Regions from separate parts of the Homo sapiens genome. Here region 2 is linked to region 1. The links are chromatin loops, found by intact Hi-C in ENCODE. Cell type or tissue: endothelial cell of umbilical vein. All regions are shown on one strand.

Evidence for each region. A loop is a pair of places that touch in the nucleus more often than their neighbours do. Peaks named below come from ENCODE experiments on the same cell type or tissue, not always from the same donor. Only the 100,000 strongest peaks of a DNase experiment are listed, where the experiment ranks them.
Region 2: a loop joins it to region 1, with 4 times the contacts of the local background. A loop is called at or near these places in 6 of 110 quality-filtered maps.

What each region holds. Positions count from the first base shown.
Region 1 is chr2:55,958,749-55,963,748 of GRCh38, forward strand. MIR217HG (MIR217 host gene) reads right to left here. Exons shown (of 3, transcript NR_126406.1): 3 at 4,658-5,000. All of the region lies in intron 3 of LOC105374690 (a long non-coding RNA gene), which reads left to right. Among named protein-coding and RNA genes, the nearest start is that of MIR217, 22 kb to the right of the region's middle. In endothelial cell of umbilical vein, a CTCF peak has its summit at 2,720 (motif pointing left); a DNase peak (open chromatin) is centred at 2,763; H3K27ac peaks cover 1,558 bases.
Region 2 is chr2:55,883,421-55,888,420 of GRCh38, forward strand. The region is part of intron 5 of EFEMP1 (EGF containing fibulin extracellular matrix protein 1); the gene reads right to left. Among named protein-coding and RNA genes, the nearest start is that of EFEMP1, 38 kb to the right of the region's middle. In endothelial cell of umbilical vein, no CTCF peak of the experiment used is centred here; DNase peaks (open chromatin) are centred at 206, 2,461 and 4,701; H3K27ac peaks cover 4,792 bases.

The sequences.
Region 1 (5,000 bases):
AACAAGGTTGTGTCTCACTTTCTCTTCTCCTGTGCCAAGAACTGTGCAAAGTAAGAAGATACTCAGTGAATGTGTTTGAAGGAATGACTACTGAAGTGTATGAGTTGTTGGTGTAGAGACATGCATTCCCAAGTGCTAGAGAATCTATTTGCAAGCATATTTTTGAAAGATAACATTTTTTGAAGTTGAATATTACTTGCACTGCTTTGTGTGCTGTCAGGGTTCTGCCATGGTAGCCAAGACTAAACAGCATCTTTCCAGTTAACCCAGTGAGGGTCCTGTGGTATGGCTAAGCCACGAGCTGGAACAGGAACCAAGTGAGGCAGGCCCTGAGGATATAGACCTGTTTTAGACCCTGAGAGAGAACAGTTGGCAAATAGAAGGTGGTATCCACTGGGTATGACAAGCAAGCATGGATCAGAAAAGCAGCTGGCTTTACAGAGTCTAATGGAATAAGTGAGAAGTCCTAAAGGTGGATGAATGTGGCAGTAGGAATCGAGGAAGATATCTTGTACTTCTGATGCTCTCAGGTGTAGGCTACTGATGGTCAGCCAGCATCAGGGAAGGCTGCCAGGAGTGAAGAGGTAGGGGATTAAAGGACGTACTGACAAGGACCTGGCAGAGCTCTAAACCAAGAGGGACACTGGTGTAAAGTCTTTTTGTCATTAATTTAGCAAATATTTATACCTACTGTGAAAATGCTTTCAAGAGGAGGCGAATTCTTGATCTGATTATCAGAAGGAGAAGAAAGAAGATGCCCAGTTACCAGCATTGAGGCATATGATCAGGGCTGGACTAACTAAGTACGGTGACATGATGTGAATTCCTCGTTACGGCGATAGAGCTCCCTTAGTGTCTTTTGTTTCCACTTAGGATTCATCCTAGAGGCAGGATGGGGCAGAGCTTCTGGGGTCAAATAAACCCAACAGCGGCAAGAAGAAGGCCTAGGGGTTAGAGTACCAAGAAGGGCCTGACAAACCATCACTTGACTGATAGAACTGGATCCAGCCTAGAATTGTTCATTAAACCATTAAATTGTTGACTGGCCACACCAAATGGTGGCATTACATAGCACAGTACAGGCAACATTGATTTTAATAACATCTTCTACTTGAAAAATAGTCCATACTTACCAAAATACTTTCACATTTCACTGGATTCCAAAGTTCTTTGATATAAACAGGGTGTTATATCCATTATTTTTTAGAGGACATCAAAGCACTAACAATTTAGATGGATGGTTTAACTCCTAGTTAGCTAGTGGCAGAGGCAGAACTAGAACCATGGGCTCCTTATTGATAGGTCACTACTCTTTCCTTTATCCCACTGCTTTGCTTGTGTGATGCTGTGACAACTTTTGGAGGCCACTTTTGCTGAGAATTCAGTCCAGGTCTGATTGACTTCTGGGAAACAGGACCTGCTGAGTCTAAGCATTCAAGAGTATACACTCAGCCATAATCATGAGCCCACGTATTGTTTCAGATACTTGCTTTAGGAAATATGCTTCAGTTCTGATAGTGGGCTATTATCTCTTTTTAGGAGGTCTCCTTAAATGTACTGAAGTAAATTAGCAATGCTAGAGATTTTAAAATATCAGTTTCTAGTAAAAATGCTTCAATTTTTGTGAATTTACCATGTTGCTGCATTATTGAGCTCCTCTGATGTGTCAGGCACTATTGTAAGATTTGAAGACATGGCAATAAACAAAATAGAAAAAATTCTGTCTTCGTCATAGGGCTTTTATTCTAGTTGGGGAGGGGTTATTTGTGAAGGAGACTAACAAAAACCAAGTAAAATATAAAGTATGTCAAATGTTGATAAGAGAAAAAATACAACAGGGAATGAGGACAGGATATGTGGGGATTGGGGGGACAGGGGTTGCAATTTTAAATAAGATGGTTAAGGGAAAGGCTTCACGGTAAATGTGAAGGAAATACATCGCTATGTACATCTTCAAAATCTACAAACATCAATAGTAAATTTCCAAACTACTTATATATAATTACTAGTGAAAAAACAAAAAAAATTAATGGGTATATACACACAGCCACACCTACACACAGATGCATGCACATATATACATATAAAATCTAGCACTTACTTTTCAAATTAACTCCCCACTCTTTATGCACCTAACAGATGAACTAAGTTTGAATTTATGTTTTTGTGCAACTATAAGAATATGGAATGTAGCTATTACTAATCTCTGCTTTTTTATTTGCAGACCTCCCACCGTTTAGCTCAGTGATAAAATTCCACAATAAATTTTGACTTGAAAGATTTTAGGATATCATGAAAATGGGAATGACGAATGAAGGCTGAGATGAGGCAAATATTTGGCAAATCCCGTGAAGCACTTAGAGCAAGCTTTATTAAGTGTGGTGGAATCAGATAATCATTACTGTTTTTATTTTTATCTGGGGTCAAACTTAATTAAAATAAAACATTTTCTGTGGGTTTTCTAATTAGCCTAACAATTTATTGGTCTCCAAAGATCTTTGTAGATGGTAACTTTGGCACAGAGTTCTAAAGCAGAGGACTCTGTAGATCTGGAAAGAAGTTGGAAAATAATTTCTTTAAAAACAAAACAAAAACCGTCCCAGGAAACACCATGAGAGAATGTTTTGTGACATATTGGGAATTCAGTTGAAAGGTATTATTAGGGAGTCTATGGCAAGCTGAGTCCCCAAATGCCCAGTTGATCGTAGTTCAGAACCCCAAAGACCTAGCAGGAAATGTTGTAGCTGCCCTCTTGTGGTCAAATGGAAAGTTTTGCCTCTTTGTCTTAATACTCATAAGAAACAATGATACATTTTTTCCCTGGAGTTATTCATTTAATAATCTAAGAGTAATGAAACATTTAACATTTTCAGATGGGCTCAAAAAAAAACACCTTCCCCCCAAAGCAAGATTCAGCAGATCAGTCAATACATATGTTTTAGTGGAACAAAACTCCTGGCTATTGGTAAATTATAATAAAATTGTGGTCCCTTCCACCACACCCCAAGTAAAGTCATCTGAGGCTTTTAAAGGAAATACCTAAGTCTACAAATACTTTCTGGTGGAGTTGGTGGGGGCTAACTGCAGAGGAATATGGAGGAAATAATATCGGGAAGTGCTTTGGTGCTTGTCAGCTGGGTGATCAAGGCTCAGTCACTTCACCCAAGAGCTTAGACTTTAGTTTTCTCACATGTAAAATGGGACTGTTCAAAGGCAACTTCTAATACCACTTTTAGCTCTGAAACGCTATAAATATGTGACCAGATGGACAAAACAAACGGCTTTTTGGTCTCTGGGATTTCTTTCCTTTCTGTCCGTGTGGCTTTATGATTAGTGAACCAAAAAGTTGTGAGGGGAATTGCGTGATGAAGCCTTTGAAAATTGCAGGGCTACAGGGAGATTAGTAGAACTGCCCCCAATGGTCTTGTGAGAATTTTTCAGTTTATTCATACAAGTATTGAATTTATTAAGTATCAACTATGTACTATGCATTATTCTTGGTGCTAGTACTACAAAATAAGTATAGAGGAGAATCCTTGTCTTTAAAGTGTTTGTAGTTTGAAAAAATTAAAATTCAATCATTTCTACGTAGCCTTACACAGTTTGCTTATATGTTCATATGGTTCTGGAAATATTAAGGGGAACTTACCTTAACTTTGTCTCCAAAGAGCTTTCAGGTGGGATCATCTTGAAGCTTAGCAAAACTCCCAGTGAACTTTGGCAAGAGCTGGGTCTGGACTCAAAACTCTGAGTTCAGGAGAAGTGTGCCCTTTGGTGAAGCTTCCAATGAAAGAGGTGTCTGACTATGCCCTGGTCATTCTGAAAACTGCTCTTCCATGGGCCATTTTTTAACATAAAAGGAAATCCTACTAAGTCCTATATCTTTTTGGAAAATGCCTTTTCTGTGTTCTGCTTTTACATTCATAACATACTATGAAATAGCTAATTTAACAAGATTGTGTTTTAAATGATTTATGAATTTATTCAAAATTTTTACTTTATCAGGCTAAGATTGTTTTCTTGGATTTGTTTATTCCTCAAGTCCTTGTGCATGTTCTGATGTCTAAAGTAGAGAAATAATCTTAAATTTGGCAACACTAATTGTTTTGGATGTGAGAAAACTTAAGCTATACATTATTAAAATGAAAGTTGATTTATGTTATTAGTTATACATATATACACATGTGTGCTATGATTAGGTTACAGGAGCTTGACAAAATTGATTATTCTAGATTACAAGAAGTTCTGGGAGGACCTCTTGATGACACAGATTTTTTTTCCCTGTTGCCTTGGTATTTTCGGAATATCTTACACATCATCTACTATATGTGGCTTTGTTGTAAGTTAGAGTTTGGTTAGATAGAACATTTGAACTCGATTCAACTTGGCAATGTGAAGAGCCTGGAGTCCAGTGATTCGTCTTAGGGAGGTGTTTGGGGAATAACAAAATATTTCAGAATCATTAAGGGTATTCCAACAGGGAATTTGGGAGTGGTTGAGATGCTTTGTGTGCTTCTAAGAAGGCAGGATGGGAGAGATTAGAAGAGGAAAATGGTTTTAAAATTTCACTCACAGATTTGTAAATATAGTCAGCATTGCTGCAGGTCCATAACACAATAAAATGATTACAAATTGGTAAAAAGATGATGGCTCTTTCTGGTCTCAGTTTAATGAAACTGAGATGTTAAAACAAAAAACAATTTACATGTTACAAAGGTAAGGTTATTAATGTGTGATATTAGAGCTCTTCCCTGGCCAAAACTCTGAAGACTTTTAGATGAAGCCTTTTAAATAAGTTTGTGATACCATTTTGATACAAATGGCGACACCACAGATCACTTCTTTATACAGATTTTCATGTAGAGATGCTCTGAGGAAGGTGCTGTGAAGTTTTGGAAAGAATAAAGACCTGGGTTCAGAATATGCTGGGTCAGTAATTTGCTGGCTGTGTGGTTGTAGGTAAGTTCTTTAGCCCCAGAATCCACACTTAATAAATTGAA
Region 2 (5,000 bases), 75 kb before region 1:
TGGGGTTTCTTCAGAGCTTTATGACTCGTTAATGCAGAAATGACAGCAGAGTATCTATTGTTTTATGTCAAGAACATTTGCCAGCATTTGCAGTGATAACAGTCCTGAGAGATACGGCAATGTTAGATTCAGATGTGGCAAGTTTCCTCTGGCAGCAGATCAAGGCCCTGGGCTGGCTGCTGCATTTTCTAAGGGAGGCCTCAGCAGTGACTGAGGCTTTTCTTTTTGACATCTATCTGCAAACTGCCTCCACCCCGCTGCATTCCTACAACTGATGCCCTATGACTTCCTTCCTACTTTCTTGTTGCTCATTTCTTAGTGTCTGATAAATAGGCTAACATTTCCAGTGGAATTAATGTATCATTAAGTAGATTTTAAACACAAAAACCTGTGCTACTCCTTCTTAAGAATGAGGTCTGTTTACCTTCTGAGTGGGTTATTTAATAAAAATATTAGGTGAGTTAAATTAATAAAAACAAACAACAACAAAAAACAAATACCACTGTGCTCACTGCCACTACTTTCCTTCCCTTTCTCCACCAACACCCAAACAAAGCTGCAACAAGACTTGCCTCACCTAGGACTGACTGGTGATTACACATTTTACTTACTGGGACTCATAAAATTGTCAAAAAAGTGACCTCTGTGACCAGGAGGCAGCTACTAACTACATTTCCATTTATGGCTTCTCTGGCTGTGGTTTAGAATATTTATCCTCTCCTTTGCTGTTGGTGGTTTATCTAATGCTAAAGGCTATAAACAGACTGAATTTCTTTGACCTATTTTCAATTACGTTAATGTCAATTTATTAGTTTATTTAAATAACACAATATTATTTTGAAAATTATACTTTGAGATCCTGGAATTACTTATTTACACATCTATGCAAAGTCATATAAAATTATTATACATTGTTAAATTCCGTTATGTTTGGCTTTTCTACTTCTATGCATTTCCATTTGTCATAAATACCAGAAAGCTCACTATGATACAAAATTTACTAAAATGGACAATGATGTCAGAAACTCAAAGCAGAATACCCATCCCTGTGCAGATGCTCTGGAAAAGGTGGCTCTCCCAGGAGTGTTGATGACAGTCCACTGCCCTCTACTTGCTCCTGACTTCCCATAGTGCAAACACAGCCTTTTGTAGGTATCTCCATGGTGTGTAAGAAAAATCTGTTTCCTACATTTGTATGGGAGAATATCTGCATTAGCAAAAGCAATGCTTTATTTATAAGGGAAACTACTCAGGTCAGCCATGATTTTCCTGATAATCTAGGACAAATTACTATGGGGAGAAATTTTTTGTTGTTTTTGCATGATTATAATTTATCCTTGACAGTTAAGCTCACTTGGTTTTTCAGGCAGTCAGTTAATAAATTTCCTGGGACCTGGACCCAAGCTCTTTGGGTGGGGATGGGGGATCTATGTCTTATTTTCCCCCCTGTATTCCCAGTGCCTAGGATAGTGCATGAAACATGGTGGATTTTCAATAAATATTTGTGCAATAAATGGATAAATGAGTTATTACCATTTGCTGAGAATTGGTACCTAAAGTTTCAGGAAAAGTAGGATCAGTGTTTTACCTAATGGAGCTAAAAATGTATGAAGCAGAGTAACAAGGTATATCTGAGAAACACAGCAAAATCAGTAAGATGTTAGTAAAAGAAAAATGATGTTGAGCAAGTGAGTCCAGGAGTGCAGAGGCTATGAGGTATAAAGCAGATTCGCCAGAAGAGGTGGGTTCTCCACTGCATTTTGAAGAAGACGAGATACATGGGTTGCCAGGAAAAGGAAGCTGTTTCTAGGCAGAAAGCAGCTCACATTAGAAAATGCTGATAAGACAAAACTGGTTTCCATGAGAAGAATGGCAGACAGATGGCGTCAGCACAGCTGCCGGGGCTCTGTGTGAGGAGCCTGGTGCAGTGCCTGGTTGAAGAGGATCATGAAATGCTAGATCTGTCGTGAACAAAATTCAAGGCCTTAAAGGCAGGATTAGAGAGTCTGGATTGAACAACATAAGGAGTCTCTCTGAACTATGTAGACAGAGCCTAATGTTAACATTACCAAAGAACAAAATAATAGATTGTGCTTCCTAAAATACCATAACACATTTCGTCATTCTAATACATTAACAATAGCTAATGGCAATATTTGGTGATTCCCTCATTTTTCAAAAATGTGCCCACGTGCTCCCTCCTAGTGATTTATACTATTGTAGGTCCCTCTCTTGCTGACTTTGGCACCGTTAGTTGCTTTAAATAACACAGGCTAATCTTTGCTCAGCTCTTCTAGCCTCTTTATCACACCGACCCCCACGTCTAGGGAACCGCACATTTGATTTTCTCTCAAAGTTAATGGAGACAACTTTGTCCACATCTCTGTGGTGTCCATTAAGTCCCTGCTTAGGCCCTCATTCTCTATGTTTTTGGCTCCTTCCCTTCAGTCTGACTCATATTTCCCAAACCCCTGACTCATGCTGCTTTCTCTCTCTTATGCAACATTTTAATCTCTGCAATGTTCTTTCCATAATTTGATAACTTACCACAACATGGAGTCCCTTTAGCATGTTTTCATGGGCAAAAATTATCTGCACCTTGAATGGTGTTGAGTACCATTTAGACTTTTATAATTTGTGCTGCTTTTGGTTTAAGAAATAATTTAGAACTACTTTTGAATAAGCCACTGTAGACTAGTGATGAGAATGCACTAGTAATAGGACAAAGAAGACTGAAATTATTTTGAATCTGTCACTCCCTGTGTGATCTAGGGTCATGGTATCAATTTTTTCTCTTTGTTTCTCCATCTCTGAAATAGAGAGTCTATCCTCAACAATAACACACAGATTTTTAAAAGTATTCAGATTCTTCACAATATACTTTTTTTGTTTCCAGACTGTAAACCCCTGGAGTAAAATAACCGTATCTTTACTAGTTCTGTGTGGGGCACTGTGCATGCTTTGCAAATATTATTTAATGGTGCTATCCTGTGAACTCTTGTGGTTAAAGAAAAGATAGTGGTTAAATTCAAGTTGGTGATACTTCTTGATCTGTGTGGATTTAAAACCTTATTATACCTAGCTTCCTCAATCAAACTGATTTAATCTCATAAATGGAGTAAAGTAGAAAAATGGTCAAGGTAAAGGATTCATGTTTGTTAGAAGGAAGAGCTTCTTTACCATTGGCCTCCTTCCTCCCAACATTCTTAATGATTTAGATACCCACCTGCTCAAAATGATTGCTCCCAATCCTTTCTAGAGACAGGGTGATAAACTAGTTCCTACCAAAGTACTCTTTTTACTTACTCTCTGAAACTTTTTAAATAAAAGGGACTCACTGAGTGAAGGTCTTAGAGGTATTTGGAGTATTTTGTTTTTCAATATAATCCTGGAAGGTAAGAATTACTTCAGCAAGACCTGAGGGCACTGAAGTTTACTACTGTTTTACTCATCCAGTATTTGCTATTGATAATGATAACCTGAGTAATTAATATAATAAATTATGTAGATTGAAATCTGATTTAGAAAAAAGTATATAATATTTTATACAGATTCATATACAAACTTGGTAACATTCTAAAATTAATTGGTATAAAAATAGGTAAATTCTTAGCAATATAAAAAGATCTATTATTTGATTGGGAAGGCAGAATTACAAAGCTTCTTATTTAATCCTAATAGCCCTGTGGAAGAGGTAGTTACTTCATCCACAGTTTACAGATGAAGAAAAAAAAGGATGTCACTGAAATGTAGACTCAGTTGAGGGAACTTGCCCAGGGTCACACAGAGCAGAGATTCAAACACCAGATTTCCATTTTGTTTCTGCAATTTAGGTCCTGAGGAAGACTTATTTCCTATGAGTTCTGGAGAGTAGTTTTAAGTGAATTTATAGGTGTTTTTAATTTTTTTTAGCCTTAAAGATAGGGTTGTTAATGTCACAGCACCTTGATTCCTCCCTTGCGTCTTTCTTCTACTTAGAATAACATTCATAGCTCTCCAAGTTTTCTGTTTCCCTCCCCAGTTTTTAGCCAATTATCAACATTTTTTTGTCAAAGACTTTCTAGTTCCCTTGCTGTTTCTTTCATAGTACTGGAATCAGATTTATCTGGGCCAAATGCCCAGTTCTAGTTAGCTTTTCACCCTTCTGAAATTATCAGCTAGAATTCACTCAAGCTAAGCAGTTCTAGTGGAGAAAATAAATACTAATATTAAGTAACAAGAGAGAACTGTCTTAATCGATGGCCAGCAGTAGATTTATAGTTCTAGATTCTTATCAGTTCTGGCAAAACAGATTGTTAATAATTTGGTGTGCTTTAAATGATAAACAAAAATATCACCAAAATCAACAAATTATCAGCCTCCCTGATAGTTCATTTCTTTGTTTTAGAGAGTGGCGAAATCAAGTGTCCTAGAAGCCCTTGGCATTGCATTGTGTTCTATCAGAACTTTACAATATGCTGTTCTCATAGGAAAAAAATCATGCTACTTCGAATTGCTTTTCTAGCAATGATGACGGATTTGCATTGCAAATGGACCCCCCTCACGTAGCTTCCTCTGTGGACAACAGTGTTCATTTGCCAGATGATTGGATGAGGTTAGGCATACAGTTCATGAACATGGGGAAGAAAACCAACTAATGCATGTGAACGACCAATCTGTGACTCATCTGTACTACACATAAACCAGATGAACCAATGGGTCATAGGCTGAAACAGAGGAAGAGCAAAGAAACAAAGGCTTTACTTCTCATTCTTCAGCTGTTTTTGCCCACTGGCAACATGAAGCTTATGCTTTCAGAATCTCAAGGAAACAACATTGTCTACTGTTAAATGATTGTTAATTGTTAGGAGTATTTTCTGGCATCTTTGTGAGTATGTCATACCCAGCTAAACTCTTTTTTTTTCCTTCTTAAACTTTTTTTTTTTTTTTTTTTTTGAGATGGAGTCTTGCACTGTTGCCTGGGCTAGCATTTAGTGGTGCAATCTTGGCTCACTGAAACC